Regions from separate parts of the Mus musculus genome. Here regions 2 and 3 are each linked to region 1. The links are chromatin loops, found by intact Hi-C in ENCODE. Cell type or tissue: left cerebral cortex. All regions are shown on one strand. Region 1 overlaps Kat6a (K(lysine) acetyltransferase 6A). Region 2 holds the start of Ikbkb (inhibitor of kappaB kinase beta). Region 3 holds the start of Polb (polymerase (DNA directed), beta).

The links. A loop is a pair of places that touch in the nucleus more often than their neighbours do. Peaks named below come from ENCODE experiments on the same cell type or tissue, not always from the same donor. Only the 100,000 strongest peaks of a DNase experiment are listed, where the experiment ranks them.
Region 2: a loop joins it to region 1, with 1.9 times the contacts of the local background. A loop is called at or near these places in 5 of 42 quality-filtered maps.
Region 3: a loop joins it to region 1, with 2.3 times the contacts of the local background. A loop is called at or near these places in 11 of 42 quality-filtered maps.

What each region holds. Positions count from the first base shown.
Region 1 is chr8:22,892,760-22,900,759 of GRCm38, forward strand. The region is part of intron 3 of Kat6a (K(lysine) acetyltransferase 6A); the gene reads left to right. Among named protein-coding and RNA genes, the nearest start is that of Gm46036, 36 kb to the left of the region's middle. In left cerebral cortex, a CTCF peak has its summit at 3,549 (motif pointing left); a DNase peak (open chromatin) is centred at 3,569.
Region 2 is chr8:22,701,953-22,709,952 of GRCm38, forward strand. It overlaps Ikbkb (inhibitor of kappaB kinase beta), which reads right to left and starts at 4,631. Exons shown (of 22, transcript NM_001159774.1): 1 at 4,518-4,631; 2 at 4,130-4,252. The coding sequence starts at 4,234. In left cerebral cortex, no CTCF peak of the experiment used is centred here; DNase peaks (open chromatin) are centred at 4,255 and 4,638; H3K4me3 peaks cover 1,471 bases; H3K27ac peaks cover 1,190 bases.
Region 3 is chr8:22,645,646-22,653,645 of GRCm38, forward strand. Polb (polymerase (DNA directed), beta) reads right to left here and starts at 7,792. Exons shown (of 14, transcript NM_011130.2): 1 at 7,669-7,792; 2 at 7,415-7,472; 3 at 4,844-4,910; 4 at 2,537-2,611; 5 at 1,768-1,826. The coding sequence starts at 7,729. In left cerebral cortex, no CTCF peak of the experiment used is centred here; DNase peaks (open chromatin) are centred at 4,815, 5,222, 5,523 and 7,827; H3K4me3 peaks cover 2,070 bases; H3K27ac peaks cover 1,022 bases.

The DNA.
Region 1 (8,000 bases):
AGGCAACTTTAAGTGTGTCTGTTATTATATTCCTTATACTAACGAGGGTCTTGCCCAAAGTAATGCCAGAGTTGGGAGACTAAGTCTGCTGATTGTCAGGGGAGAGCTAGAAGGGGCTTTCAGGAATGAGAGTGCTCTGGAGGGAGAGCATAGGTGTTCTCTGACCAGGTGTGTTGGCTCGTGCCTGTGAGCATGCAGGAGGCAGAGGCATGAAGGTGATTGCAAGGTCAAGGGCAGCCAGGGTTACATTTTAGCTCTGAATATCAAGATATCAAGACCTTCATGTTCATTGCAGTTTTGTGCACTTAGTCCAGCCAGACTAAGGTTTAAAATAATTCTTGAACAAACTGGTGAGCAGCACCATTTTTGTCTCAAAACCAAACAACAAAAACCTTTATAAACAGTCCATGGATAGGAGTGAAGAAAGATAGAATGGCCAGGTAGGTTGGAGAAGGGAACTGGATGCCAGCATGTAGCAGTTAGCCATTGGAGTATGGTTTATAAATGTTGAGCCACATGAGTAACTGGATAAAAATATTTCAAGAGGATTAATCTGATAGTAGTGTATAGAAAAAAAATTTAAAGGACAAAGACACAAGGGTGTCAGTACATGTAAGAGATTGCATGTGGTATTTTTTAAACATCCAGAGTTAGACATGTAAAAGAAACTAAAGTGGAGGTGATGTCAAAGGAAGAGCAAGGGAATCATGATTTGGACAATCCTATTGGATGACTGAGGCAGGAGGGGATCACTGACATTAGACAGCTCTCAGGTAATCCTCAAACGTGGAAAGGGAGAAGACTCACAGCTTCTTAGGATCGAGTTTCAATTCTGCAGAGCAGCAAGATGGCTCAGCAGGTGAAGGTGCTTGCTGCCAAGTCTGACAGCCTGAGTTCAGCCCCAGGGAGGGAGGGAGAACCAACTTTCAAAAGCTGCTCTCTGACCTGTACATGCGAAAGATGACATACATGCACACATGCACATATATAGTAAATACATGTAGTAAAACATTAAGGAAATTCAGTTTGGCAAGCATTTCTATTTTTTATGCCATCCAATTAAGACATAGAAAGTTGGGAACTAGGAAAAGGGAGGAAGGGCTGTGAGCGGGATGTAAAGTAAATGAACAATGAATGAAAAAAATAAATAGAAAATAGTGAAAACTGAAAGTGATCTTTATTAACCTAATTATTAACTTTCTTTTGCCATTAATTTTACTATTGTACCTAATTGTAGATGCTATTGAATAAGTGATAAAAATAGTTCAATTTAGTTACACTTGATTACAGTCCCCCAGATTATAGAATCTAGGTGACGAGGCTTTGAGTAAGTAACTGATTATCCTGTTTGGAAATAAACATGGTTCTCTAACACAATTTTTCAATTTCAAGAAATGCTTATTTTACAAGGCTTTAGAGTGATTGGGAGTTAAAAGTGTAACTATAAACTGTCAGAGGGATTTGGAAGGGGCTGAAGTGATGAAGGCAGTTAGTAGGGAAAAGGACTGAGTGGTAAAACTGAGATGGAAGACTAACCTGGCCACAGGAGAACATGTTGTTCTACAGCGTTCAGTTTTCTCAGTATCGTCTGAACACTATCAAATACATATGGATTTTCTATAGTGAAGGCTAGGAGCCAGTCCATTTTCCTCATAATACTGGAAACAGTAAATTGTCCAGTCTTTTCTACTTTAGGACTTTGATTATGTAATTGATAATATGAATAGTATATAATTGCTTTCTAATTAATTTCCTGTGTACTTTGTTTTCATCACACAGTTACTTTTGAAAATGCACTGCCTTTCCTTAGTCTCACTGGTACAGTAGGGTGCTTGCCAAGCAGGGGCACTTACCAGACATTGGATGCATTGGATGCTTTCAAATGTAGCAATTCTTGTGATCCTCATGTTCAACCATTTTTTTAGAACAATTTATTTTTATTTTATTTATGTGTACATGTGTGTTTGGGTGCAGTGTGAGTGTGTGGGTGCCCGTGGAGGCTGGAAGATCTTTTGGAGCCGGAGCTATGGGAGTGTGTGAGCTAGCTGCTTTGTGTGGGTGCTGGGAACCAGCTCAGAGCCTCTGGAAGAGCAGCAAGCTCATAACCACTGAGCCATGTCTCCAGCCACCTGGGACTGTACTCTTGCCATCACTTCGTTTCCCTCACGATACCATGCCTGAGAATAGTCCAGTTTCCAGCCATCTACGCTGGGACCCAGCCGTTAACCTTTAGGTACTTAGATACAGCAGAAGGCTTTAGCAATAGGTATTTTCAACCATGCTTCACATCTGCTAAAAGTTAAGTTCTTTCAATTGCATCTATCTGTGGGAAAATTAATTTGGAGTTATATTTACCTGATTATTGGAGAAGAAAGGGTCAGGACAAGCAATGTCCTGAAAAATCTCTGGGAGACTCAAAGAGGTAAGATCTAAGCTGTCACTTCACGGGGCAGACTTGAGAGAAGTTTATGGTGGTTCATGTAGAGTGCTCTTCCTGGATGAGAGAAGTAGTGTCAGAAGTGGATTTAACTTTGAGAATAAGCAGTACTCAATGCACAATTTTTAATTCTTAGATTTGTCTTGCAATAAAGTTGTTAAGGTGAGTTATTTTTATGACACTAGATAAGAAAACTCAATTTTTTTTAATGTGGGCACAGTAAGTATGAAATAGTGAAATTTTAATTTCAGTAAAAATTAATTATTAATAGTCGATTTAAATAGTTTTGATTTTTGTGGAGCACTTCAGTTGCTTTTCTAAATTTAGTCAGTAGTCCCCATACAAGATAGCCCAGGGGGAGAGTTTCATAGACACAGGTAAAAATAAAGGGGTCAAAGTAAGGGCAATCAAGGCATAGCATGCTTAAGTCATCTGCTTTGTGAGAATGGGGCAGGTAAAACAGCTGGGGCTATTTTGTTAATGTGCTAAAATTACATACACGCAGAGTGCTGTAGAACCATATCACCACTGTCCATTCCCAAAACCTTTGTCCCCTCAGTCATCTTAGACCTGACCTGTTAACCGGGAGCCTACTCCTCTGCCCGTGCACTCAGGACTTCCTGATTTCGGGAGTTGCTGTAGGCTCCTATGACGCACTGTGGATTGAACAGTGACTTGTAGGCCAGTTACTTTTCTTTTGCATGTTTAACAGACACTTTGCATTCAGGCCTGGAAGACCTATGCAAGCATTATCTCTCTCTCTTGTCTCATGTTCAGAGTGACTGCTCTTTGTTAGTGTCATTGTTACATGAATTAGATACTTCTTAATATACCTTTTTGTTTTGAAACTGGATCTTGCTGTGTACTTATTCAGATTTTTTTATCTTAATTTTCACTAGGCTTTACAAGATAGTATTTCAAGTGATGGATTTGGAAATCTCAAAATGTTCCTTATGTAAGATATAATAAAGTTTGTGTCTAGAAGTTATTCCATGATCTAAATTTTTAATAGACAAAGCTACTGGGCTAATTTTTTTTTACTGTTGGTGTTTTTCAAAGATGGTTTAAAAAGTTCATATGTTTGTTTCAATACTGCCATCTGGTGACTATTGAGGATATTTCAACATGGGCTTAAACTTGGCTTACAACCCCATAATGTCATACAATTGAATGTAGGTTTTACAGGGGGAAAAAAAATCAGTGAGCTAGGTGTTTGTGGCAGTGCTAACCTGTGTGGCATTGTGCAGTTTCACTGCATCCTTGGTTCTGAAGCTACACTAGCAGCATGTACTGCCTGAGAGCTCCCACTTACAACCCCAGTGAACATTACTCAAAGGGCCTCAGTTCAGATCTGGACGGGGCCATTGTGTGTTATCAACTGTAGTGTTTTTATCCTACAGTTAAATGTTTCTACTGCTGTAGAAACATAATGGTTTAATTATGGAAAATAATGACCACTAGGATGTTACAACTGCCATTCTTTCACATGTGAATATCAAACCAGTGCATCTTTGGAATGTATTGTATTGGAGTAGTTGCTTTTTAAACTTACTATTTTTAAATGTTTAAAAGTTAATAATATTTAAATTTGAGTTGCTGACAAATTTCATAAAAAGTTGTATGGATTTTGGCTTGGGTTTAGGACAGAGTTTCCAATAATTTCTAAAATGGCCTTAATTATACGTCTGACATTTTATACTATATATTAGGGTGAAACAGCATTTCCACAATTATAAAATCAAAATATTGGTAAACTTTGAATAATGTTGACATTGCTATGTCCTGCATTTTTAGATATCCAGCCAAGATTTAATTCCTTATGTAAAAATAAACAAACCTGTATATCTTACTGTGCAAATTTACTTTCATTTTTAATGAATGGTAAAAATAACTGTGCCAAAGACCTGTCTTAAATTTCATTATTACCTACTATCACTATATATTGAGTTTGTATGTCTACTTTTTGTATCTATATAACTGGGAATGTTTAAAAAATTTGAGGGACAAAGGTGATCACAGGTAAAATGAAGCCCTGACATAAGGCAACAGCCAAGAAGTACAGCAGAAGTGTGCCCAACCCTGGGTCCCAGGGCTTTAGAGAGACTGAGGGAGGGGAGCTGTGCTGGTGGAAGTCTCACATAGTGATTGGGACAGTGAAGTCACCGTGAAATCACCCAAGCATCTATATACTATCATTTTATTTTTCTTTACATACAGGTTACTATTTTTACTGTTTTTCTTCTGCCAGATAATTTAATTATTCAGCAGTGTTATGTGTGCCCTGCTTATTATATGCTGTTCACTGCTGTCAGTACAGTAATGTCTTAAGGAGATAAAACTCAGAACCTTTGTACGGTTTACAGTTGGACAGATGTCAGTTAGACACCCCTACCCATCAGTTAGCGAATGATGAAGGGAATGAGGAAAGCAGGGAAAAGGACCTTGTGAAGGATTATGTGGGTGGATTACTTCCAAGTGTTTAGTAGGGTGTAAGGAGGCTAGTAAGAGAGCACCCTACTAACAAGGTTATGGAAATCTGAAAGGTTTACACAAGAGCAGTCTGTATAGAAAAAGCAAAGGCAGGGGCCCTGCTTTGGAATATCTGACTGTGAAGAAGCAGAAGCATGGACGATGGAGGGGATGGGTTAGGACGTGTGATGAGGTCAGATGTGGTGGGGTTTAGGGTTAGCCGCTGCAGACCACACAGGGTCATTTAATCTGAAGTGGAGGCTTGTACTAGATGGTTTGAAGCAGCTAAATCACGAGCTTCACCTTAACTCAGGTTCCACTCTGGTCGCCCTGTTTAATGGAGTGTAACCTTAACTGTAGGAGTCAGGTGACTTTTATTTAGACCACAGGAAGAGTAAGGCACAGGATTAAGCTTGGACAGGTCTGTGAACATTGATAGTATAGCATATTGTCTGGTTCTTCATAGACCTTTAAAGGTTGTCTTTATGGATTATCAGCAGTGTTCAGTAGTCGAAGTCTTGCTTATAGAGTCTTACTTGGAAAATTTCTTCTGTTTGTCCTCTTAAAAATACTGTCTTTGGTCTGAAACAGTGCATCAGTGTGTTACACATCAGTGTGTTACTTTCTTTCGTTTGTGTTCTTTTGTACATCCACATGCACACCCCCCATCTCTCATGTCAGATGTTATTTTATTTGGTTTTAAATTAAAAACATTTTACGTTAATATATAATTAGTTTCAAAACGTGTTTTTCGTTTTGTAAGTGTCTGCGTGTTTTCTTCTGTGTAGGTCTGCGTACCATCTTCATTCCTGTTCTCCACAGGTGCCAGTAGAGAGCATCAGATCCTGGGACTAGAGTTACAGACAGCTTTGAGCTCCTGTATGGGGCTGGGAATTGAACCCATGTCCAGAGCAGCCAGTGCTTTTAACCACTGAGCCAAATTTAGCACCACATTACCTCCCTCCCTCCCTCCCTCCCTCCCTCCCTCCCTCCCTCCCTCCCTCCTCCATTCCCCTCCTTCCTCTTACTGCTCTCTTTCCTCTCTCTTGTCTCCCCTCCTGCTCTCATGTTGCACGTGTTCGTCCCTCTCTCCCTCTCATGAACCCAGTGTAGGTCTAGTCACATGTCATTGGTTTTCATGTAGCAAGTAACAAGACAGCCAGTTTGTCTGGCTACGTTTCACATACTGCTTGAATGAATAGATTTGGATGACCTCAGTAAACAGGGCTTGGGATGGACAGAGCCCAGTTGTAGGTTGTTAAAAGGAATATTAATAGCAGTACCACTACAAGGAGGACACGGTACACAACACTTTTCAAGGTGTTAGGTATGATTTCTATTTTCATTAGAAATTTTATATTCTGGACTCTAGATAAAGCAGACTGTTTTAAAATACTTTTACTTAAATTTTAATTTTTTTTTTTTTTTGAGACAGGGTTTTTCCGTGTAACCCTTGCTGTTCTGGAACTCACTCTGTAGACCAGGCTGGCCTTGAACTCAGAAATCCCCCTGCCTCTGCTCACAAGTGCTGGGATTAAAGGCATGTGCCACCACTGCCCGGCAATTTAAAGAAATTTTATTCATTGGAAACTTACTTATATGGGTGCTCAGAGTTTGATAGGCAATGTTTTTGTTTTGCTCTTCTTAGCCCCAGACAGTCTTACTTCTGCACTTTTTCTTATGTTGTAGAACCTTTTATGTAGCCAATTTTTAGCAGGTGATCATATTTCTCATTTTCCAGAAATAAATAAAACTATAAGAAATGGCATCCTCAACTTTTCCCTATTTTTGCTCCTCCTCCAAGGCAAACACACACACACACACACACACACACACACACATACACACACACATACACACACACACTATTCTAGTTAAAACCAGTCTTTACCCATGCTTTAAAAGTCACCCTTTTTTCTAAAGCCATTCTGTATTGGTGGTGTTCATTCCTGTTAACTACTAACTGCATTTTACCATTGTGTATTAGGAGCTACGATGGCTTGAAATTGTTTTTCAAGTTAATAAGCACAAGTGGGGGCAGCTCTCAGCCCTGTTTCATAGTGTGTGCCTACTTGCTTCTGTTCTTGTTTGTTTCCTGAGTGTTTGACTGTTTTGTCCACTCTTCCACATTTAAATAGGTTTACCTTCCATACCTTAAATACTTGGAATATATTGAGGCCATATGGTATTTCCTTTTAGCAACTTATTGTCTACTTTCTGTCCCATTCACAACAGTGTTCATTTCTGACTGTAGTTCTTCCAGTGTCACCGACAGGCACTGTGTTTTCCGTAGTGAGGTCTTAGGTGCAGTTTTATCTTTCCAGTTACTGTTACGTACTATGTCAGGATGGCTGTCCTTGGAAGAAAGGAAGAGAGAGTGTGTTAGAAACGATTGCTGGGGCATAATGTTCTTGTGATTTTTATGGTGGTGCTGTGGGCATTGATTCCATAATAACTTATGGAGTGCACCTACACTGTGTTTTTCCTCCCAGTAAAAGTACACCGTATTTTTCTAGTATGCTTTGATTGGAAAGTTAGCGTTTAAATTTAAATTGATGAATTAATATTGGTTAGAAATGTGGTAACCCTGTATTTCCTGAAATACTAGTGGATTTGGATATTAGTATTCAGAATTTAGGAGAGAGAATAGGCTAGAGAAAGGTTTTAATGATGTGAATAAGCAGATGACAACAGAAAGTACCCAGTGACATGGAGTAGATAGAAAAGGATACAGACTGAGGGGCGACAAGAACAATGTCAGAGACGAGGAACACCAACATGTACACACGTGTTCGAAGGAAGAAAAGGACACCAAAAAGATCAGACTGAGAGAAAAAGAAAAGAGAAGCAGAAGAAGAGGAGTAGTGACAGAAGAGTGAGTTCTGGGAAGAAGGCTGGTGACAGGGCTCAGTGAGTGCCCTCTGACCTACACACAGCCAGTAAACCTAATGTAAGCATTTGGAAAGAGAACCTCGCTCCATATAAGACAGTGCTTGTTAGTGATATCATAATTACTTGATTACAAGCATGCATTTACTCTAATGTGTTTGCTCTTTCAGTACTATTTGTGATATTCATAAAGTTCTTTATTTTA
Region 2 (8,000 bases), 190 kb before region 1:
TCTCGGAAAGAATTCGAGAGCCAGGGGGACGGGGGACGGGGGGGGGGGGGGGGGGGGGGGGGTTGCTATGGGAATGCCTCTCCTAGCAGTGTCAGAAGTTACATCGATAAAGTCCTGCTAACAAGACTGCTTAAGCATGAACTGATCAAGAACAAAAGTAATGGACATGCCAACGTGGACAGGGGAAAACCAGGAGGCCTCAAACCTACACAAATAAGTACAGGTAACCAAGGAACGCTCAGAATGGGAGACACACTCTAACTGGTTATCCAGTAACAAGTGGTCAGCCCTGAAAACATGTATATAAATAACCTTATACAGACTGGACAGGTTGTATTTATGTATTTAGGAACATATATATGTGTGTGTGTATAGCAGTAATTAATGAAAAAGGAGGCCATATTTTCAAAGAGAACAAGAAGGAGTAGATGACAGAGTTTGGAGAAAGGAAAGGAGGGAAGAAATGTGTAATTATAATCTCAAAAAATAAAATAAATAATTTTTCTTTAAAAAAAAAAGTGGTCTAGATTCATCTTTATTCCCAACATAACAAGTGGTGGACACAACCTGTCCCTATGACAAAGGGCTACAGCTTCTTCAGTCTCTCTGCAACAGACACACAATGACACGGTGGGCTCCCATCTCACCCACAGAGGCCAGGCCAGGCTCTAAGGAGAAAAGTGTGGCCGCCTCCTTGGGCAAGCAATCATGGGGCTCAGAGGCCAGCGGTCCTTTGGCACTTTATCACAGATGGAGAAAAACTCAGCCCTTCCAGGCATGCCAATTAAAAGAAAATGAAGGGTCTCATCCGTAGGGAGCCTTGGGCAAGCCATGACTTTATCATTTCCGTACACGCCGCTCTACCCACTCAAGTGTCTCCTTTCCCGACAGGTCGTCTGAAGTCCACTTCCTCTCAAGAACCTGATGAAGCAGGAAAATAGGGACAGAGTACCTGTCACAGCCAGCACCTGCTTTGGACTTTGTTTGTTTTTGTTTTGAGACAGGATCTCGCTATGGAGCCCTGGCTATGGTGGAACTATCTCTGTAGACCAGGTTGGCCTCGAACTCACGAAGGTTGGCCTGCCTCTGCCTCCCGGGTGGGCACACAGGTTAAAGGTGTTGTTGCCTCACGCAGCAGGCAATTGATAAGGATTCTTGATGAGCATTAGTTATTAGTATTTTTACACATGAGCATATCTTTATGACTATCGGTTTAGTCATAGCTTTAAGAATTCATTCAATGTAGGTAAAAACAAATAAAGGTTGGTGTCATCTCTTCATTTGCCTGCACGGAGCTCAGGCCCATTCGTAATAAGTCCTCACTGGGAACTGAGTTCCAAGACCACACTGCAAACGGAAGTGACCTTAGTCTTACAGAAAAGCTTAGCGCTACTTCACAGGAAGAATAACTGATAACCCCTTGCCTTCTAACAACCAGCATGGTCTCTATTTCCCAGCACGGATTCCCCAGGTTTGCCAGGCTCTTTCCTATTAGAGCACACTGATGACGTAATAGTTGCAAAGGATCCTGGGATGTTTCCACGGTGTACTTCCTGTCACAATGAGGGTCTATTTATGCATTCAACGAGAAGTTGTGACCCAAATGCATGAATTAGCAAGGTGACAGTAAGGATTCCAACCAAGTGCTATGTGGTGGGGAGAGTGTGTGGCTCCTTCCCCTGTCTACCCTCAAAAGGAGCTGGAGGCTGAGGTCCCCGGAGTTGTATCTTTTTCCTCTCTCTTTGTCTCTCAAGGTCTGCTGCAAACAGTAGCCTACCCGAAGCACAAACGGTTTGCACTGAGCCTTCAGTGAGATTTAGGGGTGCACCTAGGCAACAAAGACTGACAAGGCCACACTGTGTGTATCTGGAACCCAGGGAGTTGCAGTAGCGTCATCTGCTACATTTGAGTATCCCTTAGTTTTTCCTTGGTGCTTCAAAATGGCTTGGGTTGGTTGCGAAGAACCAAATAGTACCTACAAAATAGCCGGTTATATGCAGGATGTGTCCTAAACTCTAGTTCCATCTAGAAGAAGCCACAGTGCGGGTGTAGCATCTGGATCGGAATAGATGTGTTAAAAGCATGGCTTCTTTCAATATATTACCTAACTCCCCTGTGCTTCCAATTCCTCAGTTATAAAACAGAAATTAAAGCTGTTGACCCTGGTATGAAAGCATGTAAGAAAGGTAAGGATGATACGCAGCTCATGGTAACGCCAAACAGACCCAGCATGTAAGAAACCTAGCCCGATCTCGGCATGTAATGTATTTACATCAGTGATCCTGGTTCTTGGGCCACGTTTCTGACTCAGGGCCTCTCAAGGAACTTCTCTGTGACAGCTACAAATATTCTCATGCCTATAGACAAGAGACAGTGTATGAAGTAGCAAGGGGATGTCTGGCGCCAAGTACAACTAGCATATTTTAGCTGCATCCATCCAGAGGCCCGGAACAGAGGCGTGTCCAACAGAAGACATGCAGCATCTTCTGATCTTAGATGTGGGTTAAAGATTGCTTTTATGCACCCAAAGCAGCCCCCAGGCTTCCCCGAGATCAGTCCATGAAGACAGCAGAGGATGTCCAGGTTTAAGCAGGCGGGTTCTTCAGCCAGTACTCCTCCCCAACTCCAGCCCCTGCCCTCTCTATCCACCCAAGTCCTGTTCACACTAACCCCTAAATATCTCTTCAGTCTGCCTATTTCTCCCTGTCATCACCACGATCAACCTGGCTGGTCTCTCACCTGGACCACTCAATCTGAGTCAAGACCTTGATTTTAGCTCTTTAGGAAGGATTCCCTAGAAGGGTGGCCTCTCGTTTTGGTATGTTTTCCAACTGTTGACCAACACTGGAATCCTAAAATAGAAAAATAGGCCTCCAGACAGCACTCCCCGCGGGGTCTATCAGGAGGTTGAGTAACTGGTCTGGCAGAAATGAAGATATTCTAAAGAGATACTTTTAAACATTGGATGCCAGAGAGATGGGAAATTCCCCAGAAATTTCATGTTGGGAGAGAAAAAGCTCCCAGCCAGAGGGGGAAATTGTCTTCTGGGTTACAGATTTCTAACACATTCTCAGAAAAATCTCACAGGATGACAAAACCAGGCCAGTGGTAGGCTGGACCACAGTACTGCTTAGATGTGAGTATCCTTGGCGTTCTATTTAGACCTTAACCTAATTTTAGGATCATGGAGATGGACTTGGTGGGGGGGGATCTGTCTGTCCTTCTTCCTAATGTGACCTCAGTGAATGAATCCCTTGCTTTCCACTATTAATTTGCCTATTTTAATTGGCTTATTGAGGACTCAGCTTAGGGCACAGGCCATGACCCCCAAGTTTGATAGTCACACATCACGTCTGATACTCAAGTATCCTGAGGTTAGTAAGTACTCTTTAGCGGAAACATCACAAGTACTGTGTGCTCCTGAGGCACTGTGATGAACTCATTACCCAAATCGGATAAAATAAGTCTCCCACAGTAAACAGCCGAGCTAGAGAGAGTCCTGCCAAGAATCTCAGCGTACTTACTGCCAGCCCCCTCCCCCAAATTTTTTTTGGAAGAACACAAACTTTTAACATGAGCAACGCACATCAGACACATAAGGACTAAAATAATAGGAATAAAAATTAGATCCAAAAATGAAATCAGTCCACATCACTCAGCATTATATGGCGGCACATGGAAAAGAAAGAAAGAAAGAAAGAAAGAAAGAAAGAAAGAAAGAGAGAAAGAAAGAGAAGAGAAAAACCTTGGGGTTATCAACTACCTAAAATATTTTAAATAAAGTTATTTAAAATGTTTTTTATTGCTCTCATCTTTTTAACACTGCCTGTATTCTACAACATTTATCACAATGTAATGTATTACGTGCTAGTCTAAATATTAGTAGAAATATAATTTCAAAATACTTGGAATGACAGCTTACTCCCTCATGTGTCCTTCTAAGTGGCATGGTTATTAAGGTTTTTTAAAAAGAGTCAGTTTAGCAGCTCACAGATCCCCTTTGCAGTCCTTTTTCTTACGCTCCCATTGGACAACGCCAAGGTTAGGCAGGGATCCACCCATTCACACCGGGCCAGGTCAGAAGAGGCGCCAAGAAAGCTCACCCACCTTCCTGGTGCCAGAGCCCTACCTGATTGTGCCACCGGATGACGTTTCCAAATCCCCCGGTCCCCAGGCGTTCTTTCATTTCCCAGGCTCCACATGTCTGGGTTGGGAGGGACGGTGACCAGCTCATATCGATGCCCTGCTAACTCTAGAAGCAAGCAGGGAGAGAGGACAAGTTGAGAGTAAGAAGAACACTGGAGCTCAAGAAGCAACTGGGAGCAGCAGTGGCTGCTGCCCTGCAAGGGGAGGCTAGGACACCGGTGTAGTTAACAAATAAAAGTTGCGGCGGCCGGGCCCACCGGTGGGTCCGCTCAGCATCGGGCGCGGCGCAGCCACGGACCCCGGGGAGAGGCGGAGCGCACACCCGGGTGAGCCGGTCCACGCGCCGCGAGCCGCCCTCGCGTGGGACTCACCTGCCCCGGGGGCCGCGGGGCCGCCAGCGACACCCGCTGAGGACATGAAAACTCGGGGTCCCCACGCAGCCAGCCCAGCGCCACTTCCTCAAACACTTCCTGCCCTGACGTCACGGGTACTAGACGGCTCTTAAAGGGGACGCGCGAGCCACTGGCTCTCGGAGACGCAGCCACAGCCAGCCAAGGTGCTGGACCTGGCGGCGCAGGACCTGGCGGCTTGGAGAGCTCTTCTTCACCCTGGCACTTTTTAGGCTGAGCTTGATCCGACTGGCTAGGCAGTTAATAAGGGGAGAATCTGCCGAGCCCCGACTAGTGCTGACTTAGAGGCTGTCCTAAGAATTGCCTCCCTGTCCTCCCACCGCTCCTGGTTCAGTATTAAGAATAATCAACCATCCTGATGCTCCTCAGAAAGTAACACACCACCATCCCCCTCAAAGAGGAAGGGAGGAGAGGGAAGAGTACAGAGACAAAACAAAAAACTAGCACTGTCTATCAAAAATGGAGTTTGAGCACTGGGAGCATAAAGAAATTACTAGTTATTAGGTCAAGAGGCTGGGTATTGTCTTCTCCACCAGGACACCCCACACGCCTACCAGCATCCACCCCTGCCTCTAACAAGCCAGGTTCAGCCGCTCACCTCCCATAGCCTAATTCACGATACAATTACCAATGGAAAGGAGAAAAAGAGGTTTATTCAATGTGACTACATTGGGGAAAGACAGCGATCTAATCTCTCTCACCCATACCTCTGCCGATCCAAGTCTAATTTTGGGGTCCTGCCATGAGGTTTGGGTTTAAGTGGAAGGCAAGTGGTATACATAACTAAGTAGTCATGCTCAATATATGTTCTGGTCCACCATCGTTGTCTAGGCTCCAGTTTCTCCTATGATGTGGCGTTTGTCAGACGGTGTGAAATCTCTGCTCCTCTGAAGGTGGCACAGTGGCTCCAGGCTTCTGACATTTACTGGCTTTTTAGATCCGAACCCAGCAGCGGACAGCGACCAGCAAGGCTAACAAAGTCTCCCTGGATTGAAAGCCAAAGATCTTTGTGGGATAACCTGGGGACTCTAAGCGTTTGAACTCAAGAATAGAGCAAATAAAGAACTTCTCACTCTTTTATTATTAAAGCAAGCAAAACATGAGATGATGTTTACAGAGAGCTTAAGCAAATACAAGAACAGCAAGTGAAAAAACACTTGGTATTATGTCTTATCATCCTTGCACCTGTGGGAAAAAGCCAAGAATATTCCTCCCAGGACCCCACCCTTCCCACAGAGAGAACGTGGACATCCCAAGCCATACCCTTCATGTCGCCCCTTTTGAGAGCATCCACTTTTTATGGGGTTTGCAATTATTTCTAGAAGGCCACTTGTGGAAGAACATTCTGCACTCTGCCCCAACCACAGCTCACGGGACAGTCACAGCTTTCTTACACGGGTTCCCACGTGGCCTCAGATGATGTTCCTGGGGGAGATTACAGTTTCTCGGGGTCTGTTATGTCGGCAGTTTAAAAGTCAGAAAGAGGAGCTCAGGAGACTCTTTAGCCTCCATTCCAGTCAGGACAACTGCAATAACCTTGTAGTTATTTCACTTCCTATTTTGAGGTAAAAGATTCCTGTACTTGACACAAATACAAGTGGAAGTGGGAATCAAGGGTACACTGTATCATCCAAAGAAACAGCTCTCACCTCCTCAAAGGAATAAAAAGATCATAGTTTATTCTGAAGCATGTATGAATATAATGTTCCAACATGGAAGAAGTTTTAAGACGTTGTACAGTTTTAAGGACTAAATCAAGGTAAGTTTGAAATGCATCAATGGAGACCTCAGAGAGATGATTATAGCAAGATGGGGGAAGCTAGTCTGTGAATCATCAGATGTTCTCGGATGACACTCTTAGCTTTGGGTTGAGTGTTTGGAAGGTGTTAGCCCACCAAGTTAATAGATTTCAAAAGCTGGGTTTTCGTTTTAATCTCTTAGCCACAGAACGTCAGCTCTGACACAGAGGTGGGGTAGCAATGGGTGTTCCAGATGAGGTAATTAGCCTCTGTAACATTCCAATCCTTCCACAGTGCTGCAGACGGAACCAGCCTCTGTAAACATGCCCTCTTGTAAGGAGGTCTCATTCACAACTGCGTTTAGTTAGTGACAGGTTGCCACACAGAAGAGCCATTTCTCCTTGGTTTGGGTTACCTTTGGGAGAGCTGGCACAGGCAGCTGCATTCTGGTTCTGAGGCAGTCTTGCTGTGAAGCCCAGGTTGATCTGAAACTGAAACTCCCTTTCCCATTAGGTCCTTATTCTGATTTCCTGTTTATGACACTATATTCTATTCACCCTTCCTTGCACGTCCTCTTACATTTCTATCTTGAAGATACAGAATAGTTTGGCCTTTCTGTCAAAAAAATCAGGTGTCTGTAGGCATGTGGAGTTATTATGTCTGGGTGTTCAATTATACCCCATCAATATGCCTGTTTTTATGACAATATCAAATGTCTTACTTTGGATTTTATTGCTGTGAACAGACACCATGACCAAGCCAACTCTTACAAGGACAACATTTAGTTGGGGCTGGCTTACAGGTTTAGAGGATCAGTTCATTATCATCAAGGCAGGAGCATGGCAGCATCCAGGCAGGCATGGTACAGGAGGAGCTCAGAGTTCTACATCTTCATCTGCAGGCTGCTAGCAGACTACTGGCTTCCAGGCAGCTAGGACTAGGATATTAAAGCCTACATCCATAGTGACACACCCACTCCAACAAGGCCATACCTCCTAATAATGCCAATAGTCCCTGGCTCAAACATATACAAACCATCGCACCATGCTAATTTTATTACCATAGATGCATAGTATAATTTTAAATCTGGGGTGTTGATAACTCCAGCAGGTCTGGAGTAGAGGCTTCTTTTATGGAACTGGGTACATTTGTGTTTAGTGCATAAATATTTAGAATTGCAATATCCTCTTGGTGGATTTTTCTCCTTTAATGATGTAGTGTCCTTCCCTTTTCTTCTAATGAAGTTTTGTTTGAAGTCTACTTTATCATATATTAAAGTTGTTGTGCCTGTGTGAATGCTTATCTGTGTGCCTGTGTGTGCCTAACTTCCTGCCTGTTTCCATGCCTGTCTGCATGCCTGCATGCCTGTCTGTGTACCTGTCTGCCTGCCTGTCTGAGTGCCTGTTTGTGTGTCTGTCTGTGTGTCTGTCTGTGTGCCTGTCTGTGTGCCTGTCTGTGTTTCAGCTCCACTTGCTTGGAATACCTTTTGTCATCCTCTTCCTTTAAGGTGACAGATGTCTGTCCTTGATCATAAGGTATGTTCAGGCAGGAGAAAGATGGATGCTGTTGCTTTTATCTAATGCTTTTACCCTAATCTGATAGATGTGGATAAGTGCAATGATGCTTGGTTTTTAGTCTTAGGGTACCCTGGCTTTTAGCATTGGTCACAGATCTGAAGTTCTGTTTAGAATTCTGAGTTCAGACT
Region 3 (8,000 bases), 250 kb before region 1:
TCATGATGTTTCCATGGATAAGAACTATCCTTGGAGCTTGACTTGTTCAAGAAGAAAATTAGTAATTCTGAATGATTTAATTGTGAAAACACTTTTATTTGCATTTACATTCATTTATTTACATTTATTTGAATAGGATTTCCAAGATGGCCTTCCTGGAGATTTTAACTTGGACTTAGTGACTTCTATCATATTTACCTTCTAATGTCTTAATTCCTTCATCTACAAACTTCCTTGCAGCAGGGTCATATACAATTAGGGTCATATACAATACCACGGAGCAATACATAGGAGCCACAAGCTATAACACTCACTGAGCCATGGAGGCAAGTTTGGGTCTTCCTCAAGCACAATGAATCGCTATTAGAAATGAGTAAAAGCGGGCTGGTGAGATGGCTCAGTGGGTAAGAGCACCCGACTGCTCTTCCAAAGGTCCAGAGTTCAAATCCCAGCAACCACATGGTGGCTCACAACCATCCACAACAAGATCTGACTTCCTCTTCTGGAGTGTCTGAAGACAGCTACAGTGTACTTACATATATTAATAAATAAATCTTTAAAAAAAAAAAAAATTAAAAAAAAAAAAAAAAAAGAAATGAGTAAAAGCCAATCATAAAACCTGCTTTAGGGGCTGGTGAGATGGCTCAGTGGGTAAGAGCACCCGACTGCTCTTCCAAAGGTCTGGAGTTCAAATCCCAGCAACCACATGGTGGCTCACAACCATCTGTAACAAGATCTGACGCCCTCTTCTGGAGTGTCTGAAGACAGCTACAGTGTACTTACATATAATAAATAAATAAATCTTTAAAAAAAAACCAAAACCTGCTTTAGGTTTATAAATTATCACTGCAGTCAGTTACTGCTCAACAATAAAGTGATGTGTTATGAAAAGCAATTTAGCTGGCAGGAGCAATAGGGACAGCACCCATATTCCTGAAGCACTCACACTGTGTCAACTTTCAGTATTATAGAGTAAGAACAGAGACAAGAAGGAATGCACATGTGCGCGCACGCGCACACACGCACACGCGCACACACACACACAGTAGTTTGGGAGACTCTGCAAACATCATACTATACGTGGTACAGAAACTGACACTGATGTTAGGAGCTAATTCATCAAGGAAGAAACAACACTGAACAGGGAGTCAGAGTCCTGAAAAAGGACTTCAGCTGGTAATATATCAACTAAAGGACTTCAGAAGAGTGCTATACCAAACTCTCTAAATTCCCTTCAAATAGACATTTTAGAGTAGCCTTGAATCTCTGCAGAGTCACGCTGCTTTCCAATTTCCCATGTTTAAAACTTTAATAAAGGTCACTCAATGGGACAATTACTGTACCTCTACAGGAATGTTCTGTCCCATGCAGATGAAAGGAGAGCAAAGCACCACAGACCTAACATCTCACCACTAGGCTTTCATGTGCCTAGTGTTCAAGACGCTCCCTTTGTGGCCAGCCTAAAATTAATATTAAGATAAAGATTTACAAGCCCAAGTTTTAAAAATGGCTGAGTTCTTGTTCAAGTTCACAAGGTGCTGTAAAGAAAATACTTAGGCATGCTCAGAGCAGCATATACAGTCTGAATAAAAAGACAGATGTGCAAGTAAGTACTGGAGTGGAGGAGGATGAGAGCTGACATTGGGAGGGAGGAAGGGAGGGAGGGAAGGGCAAGCCTGGAAAGGAAGCAGCAGGCTCCATATCTAGTTTGGCTGACATGAAAAGAAGCCGACTTTACAGCCGTGTCTGTTAGGAAACAGTTCCTACCCAATGCCAGTAACTCGAGTCAGGAAATTGATGGATGAACTTGTATCATCTTGACGAATCTTTATGAAAAAGAAAAATCATAAAATCATTTAAGAATGCTTTGTGAACTGAAATTATCTTATTAGAAATATACCCGTATGCTAAAAATAAAGCAAAAAAGTATTTGTGTTTGCAGAGAACACAGGGCCTGAATAGTTAGTGAGTAGTAACAGAGTAGCTACAGACTTCTCATCTCTAATTTATTCAATACATGGGATTTTGGGGGTTGTTTTTTATGCATGTTATAGAATAACAAGATCTAGCTAATTATAAATACATCACCTCATTTAGTTATTTTTGTAGTACCATTTAATACCCACAGTGTTCAATTTTCTAATATTTTTAAAAGGTCTCTTTGTAAAAGGCCAGAAATGATAGAATTAAAACAAACAAAAATCATAAAAGCTGCTCAGGGGCGTTCATACACAGATATAGACACGTGAATGATAATGACTTTTTCTCATCCAAATTTGCAATCACTGTGGAGGGTACAATGAGAGGAACTCCGCCCCCGGCCAGCCGTGTCCTAAGCCACACACAGAGCACAGAGGCGGGAGAAGAGGCTGTTCTCTTGGGACAGCCTCACTACGCTGCCCAGGGGCCTTCCTCGCCTCAGTAACACCGTAAGGTCCAATCATCGTTTTCCCTCCCGAGTCTCACTAAAATGAGGTACTTTAATCACTGCGCTATAGGCCATAAGGAAGGACAAGAAACCAAGTTAAAGTGTTACCTTTTCCAGTTTACGCAATTTTCCAGTTGCTAAAAATTCATCAATCTTTTCAGCAATTTTTGTTCCTACTCCTGGCTATACAAAAAATTAAAAATAAAGAAGACATATAAATACAATGCTTACCAAATCCCAAGAGACAAACACTGAGGAGTAAGAAACAAGTGATTACTGGACACGTTTTGAAGCAAAAGGTACAGAAAACTGAACCCTCCCCAGAACAAAGTGCTTAAAGGATTGACAGAGAAGAACTAGTAAGTAACTTCACAGCACTCTTGGCTGGAAACGCACATCAATAGGAAAGTGGCTGCCTGGCTCGTGAGAGGCCCCGGACATGTTCCCCATACTTCCCCCTGCACCCCCTTACTTCTATTAAGGGAAACTGAGAAAAATGGGTTGGCAAGATGGCTGTGTGGGATAGGGTACTTGTTGCCAGGCCTCATACCCTGGGTTTAGTCCCCCCGGAACCCACAGGGTGGAAGGAGAGAACTGGTTCCTGCAAGTTGTTCTCTGACCTTCACATGGGCACCACTGCATGCATGTATTTGTACATATCCCAAATAAATGAATGCAAACAATTTGTAACTAACAGAGAAAGGAAAATGTGAAAATAAAGTTACATACGCAGTATCAAGATCGCTTAGGCTCATGGCCCTGAAAATTAAATACAAACATCACCTTTACTCTCATCCTCTAACATTCGCTTGTATTATTTAACTGAGACTGTCTTTTAGAACAGGAGTAGTTCATGGCAGCTTTATAATTAGGTCAAAGATTTGAAAACGAAGGTTCACCAGTAAGATATGTTCAATAAATTCCTACAATGAACTAATATGCAGTCATGAAAAACACTGCAGTATTTATTGGTAAAAGAAATCAAGTGTGTTAAGGAAAAGTACATATATGAGATAGCTCAACAGTTAAGGTCATTTATTGCTCTGGCAGAAGCCTGGGCTCAGTTCCTAGCTCCTACAGAGTGGCTCACAATTGTGTGTGTGTGCAACTTCGATTCCAGGGAATCCCATGTGCTCTTCTGGCCTCCACAGGCACATGGTGCACATAAACCACACAGCCACACACACATATGTAACAAAAATTTCTTTTTAATTAAAAAAATTAAAAGCGCCGAGCAGTGTTGGTCCACACCTTTAATCCCAGTACAAGGTAGACTGATCTCTGTGTTCGAGACCAGCCTGGTCTACAGAGAGACTTCTAGGACAGCCAGGGTTACACAGAGAAACCCTGTCTTGAAAAACCAATAAATATATAAATAAATTTTTAAAAGTTTAAAAATTAAAAGTAACTACACCATTAAAACCCAATCCTAGCCCCCCCCCCCCCCAGTCCTTGCTTTGCTATGTCAGAGGTGAGTAGAAAGGGCAGCGCCTGCACCTCTAAGTTCCATCGAGTACTGACTGTACAAGACACCTTACACAGAACCAGGAGCAGACACCACGTCCCACAAGGCCTAACTCAATGTACCTAAGATCTTAGCTTCTTCATCAGCTACAGTAACCACACTTTAAGAATTCAATAGCTAGAGGAGGCTCATGGCTGCAAAACTGGATAGTGTTCTTCTCAAAGGTAAAACATGAAAGAATAAAGGCCTCCTCTTTGTACTGCATTTCCCAGTTCTGAGGGATACACTTGCTCAAAGTTATAAACTAACCAATTCTTGTCATTTAGTAGCTCCACTGGTCTTCTAAGGACAAAATCTTTGAAGTGAAAATACTGGGTCAAAAGATACACACTCCTTGGATCCACCTTTAGTCCTGGCCTACTGAGGCTGAGACAGGGGTCTCTGAGTTCCAGGCCACCTAAGGCTACATAATGAGATCTTGTCTCAAAAGACAAGGTGGGGGATGGTATATACATATGCTGTCAAATGATCCTTCAGAAAGACTGCCAGCGAATACTCCTCCCGCAGTAAACACTTCTGCCCACATGCATTATTCATAATTTGACAGGCATTACATAGTGTCTTGTCTCAGTCTAACTTTATTGATGAAGCCTCCTGTTTACTGGTCCTCTTTATTATTTATTCGTGAGAGTGAATGCAGACATGCCAGAGCACGCACTCAGAAGTCAGAGGACAAACTGCCAGAGTCGTTTCTCTCCTTTTCCCATGAAGTTCCAAGGACTGAAGTCAGGTTCGGCAAGCAGGCTTGGCAGCAAGCCTTTATCTACTGCACCATCCGGCCAGGCCTGTTTAAACCTCAGGCATGCACACTAATATGACATGACCCAGTTTCTTTCTTTCTCCCCACCCCCTCCAAAAGACAGGGTTCACTACATGCTCATTAAGCTCACCAGTTTCTTAGCTTCCGCTCCGCTCTTGATTTTGTGTGGGTACTTGGCTATCACAGATGCCGCTTTTCTATAAAACATACATACAGAGGAAGAAAAAGAAACAACTGAAAATCCAGCAATTAAACTGAAATTCACATACTACCAAATATCCACATTCAAGCTTTACAAAGAAAGATGGTTTCCTACTGTGTAGAACTGACCGACGGATATTCAGGGACTTGGAAGGAGCAGACCAGAAACTGGTGAGAAAGACGTCTGGGGAAGACAACAGGCACTGAGACTCACCAAGGCTGCCCTTGCTACAGCTACTCCTGAGTGCCAAATCTGCCAACAGCAGAGACCAACACCGAGCCCCAGATGTGGCACCATTTCCCAGTGTGACCTGCCAGTGACCTCATGTAGGTTGACTACATTGGGCTGCTTCCTCTGTGCAAAGGACAACACTTTGTCCTTACTGAAGTAGGTTCTTATTCTGGTTATAGATTTGCCTTTCCAGCACGTAATGTTTCTGCCAAAGCTACCATCTGTGGATTGTTTTTGACCAAACAATCCACTTCACAGCCAGAGAAGTGCAACAGTGGGCCCACATTCATGGGCTCCATTGGCCTTACAACATTCCCTGCCATCCTGATGCAGCTGGTCTGACAGAAAGATGGAATGGCCTTCTGAAGTTACAGTTACAGCACCAGTTAGGTGGCAGCAGCCTGGTGGCTGCTCCTGACTCTCCAGAAAGTGGTATATGCTTTGAATCATCATCCAACACAGGATGTATTTTCAGAAAGCATCTTCACCAAATGGTGCTGAGAAAACTGGATGTCCTCAAGTAGTGGAATAAAAACAGGACCATATTTATCACCTTGAACAAACATACAGGCTACTGGTAACGCCTTTGGTGGTACCCTAAAAGCCACCAAAGAAGTAGAAGGTAAGTTCCTATTGCTGAAGAAATAATGCATTTCTGAGGCCTCTGAGCTAGCACTGCCCTGAACTCTCCCTTCTCTGAGGACTGGCTTTCATGGTATCAGAAGGCACCACGCAAGCTTCCAAAGGGGGGAATCCACCAACAGTCCTACACAGCTATGACACCTATGACGCACAATGACCTACACGGCATGCTAACTCTAAGGGTGCAGTGGGGACACATATATCTCAGTGGTAACCAACAGCTCTTTAATTGGACTTAAGATTCACTCATCAAGAGGGAAGTAAATCATACCTGCTACCAGCAACCTAGACAACTACCCAGGGCTAGCAAAGTCATAGGTCTGAGAGAAGAATCTACAACCACCACTTTCCCAAAGCAGTACAATCCCTAGCTACAGTCTACACGTTCATCCTTATACCCACAGACAAATGTAGCCTTCACATACCCACAGCAAATGTAGCCTTCACCTCTCATCAAGAAAACTGCTCTTTGCAACAGAGACCACTATAGAAAAGCACAACCAATCAAAATGCAGAGTTATGGAGCCAAGTTAAATGGATACATCTATAAAATAACTCCTAAGCCTAAGGCCCAGGGAACACTGTGGAGAGGGAATGGGAAGACTGTGAGAGTCAGAGCATCAGGGAAATGGCGGGAAGGCTGTGTTGCCCAGTAATGTCAGAAGCTATGCTCATAAGGTCTTACTAACATGACTGCCCAGACATGAGCTGAACAAGGAAGAATGTGACAGACACACCACAGTGGTCAGGACCTCAACCCTACACAAAGAACTACAGGAAACAGTCTTTCCTAACACATCAGTTGGTTATCCCTGAAAATATACAAGTAGCATTACACAGTTGGAACAGATTGTATTTATGTATTTAGGAAAATGTGTGTGTGTATGTATGTGTATCGAAATATGTGTGTATATATATGTGCACATATATATATATAATGAAAAAAGGAGGTTATGAATTTGAGAGATCATAGAGGGTTATATATGGAAGTGTTTGGAGAGAGGAAAAGGGGAAATGATGTAATTATAATCCCCCAAATAATCATATAATAATAATAATAATAATAATAATAATAATAATAATTCGACTTCAAATGAGGAAATCCAGGCATGGAACAGACTATAGGAGAACACTAACTGTAAGGCTGTAAGGGCTAGCTTGGGGAAAGCAAGGATAGTTTACTTTTACTGTTAGAAGCTGAGGGGCTTTGGGATGCTTATAGGTTAAGTAGCTGACTGTGGGAAGAGCGGCCAGGAGAAGGTGCCCGCTGAGGTTTGTAGTGATAGGCAGGCAACTGGTTTTCAGGAAGGTGACAGCCCATCCAGAAGGAAAGGCGATTTCCTGAACTACATCTATTTCACAGTTCAGATCTCGTCTACTGTTGTTTATTATGTTTTTTAAACTGTATTTCCAGTCAATTCAAGATTAATGGTGGGAATATATGCATCAGACACCTATTTTCAGTCGGAACTGTACAGTCTCCTGAATTAACCCTATAACGCCCTGCCAAAACCCTGTATAGGTTAAATAAAGTGCCACTCAGCTTTGAACCACTGGGCACCGGCTTTCCATCCCTGCTAAGTGACAGCAAACTAGGATGTCCTGGAACGCCGGCTAACAACGTACCTGTACGCATTGTACTTGTGGATCGCCTGGCTCACGTTCTTCTCAAAGTTTGCGAGTTCTGAAAAGACAACAAAGGGCTCGAGGACACAAGTACACACACCCCCGCGAACGCGGGTCCCGGGATGGAGGTGTGGGCGGGTTCCTCCACCGGCGGCCGCGACGGACGCAGCCGGGGCGCTGCGACCCGCGGGGGGGGGGGTGGGAGAAGCGAGGCCCGGCTGAGCAGAGGAGCCGGAGGGCGGCCCGGGACTCACCCACGAGCATGTCCGTGATGCCGCCGTTGAGGGTCTCCTGCGGCGCCTTGCGTTTGCTCATGGCGCCGGGGACCCACACCTGGGTCTTACCGGTGGAACAATGGCGGCGCCTGACAGGGCGCAGCGCGGTGACGTCACGCGCCAGGCTACGGGGCGGGGCTAGCGGGTGCGGGTGCGGGGAATCTCTGGGCGGAGGGGAGCTAGGAGGTCAGGTTTACCTCCTGGTGAGTTAGCCTGAGAGATCAAATCTGCTCTCCTGGTCTGAGAATAGTCTGATTTAGAGCCCGAGATGCAGACGGAGGTGGACGTTGGCTGCTGTGGACAGTAGCTAT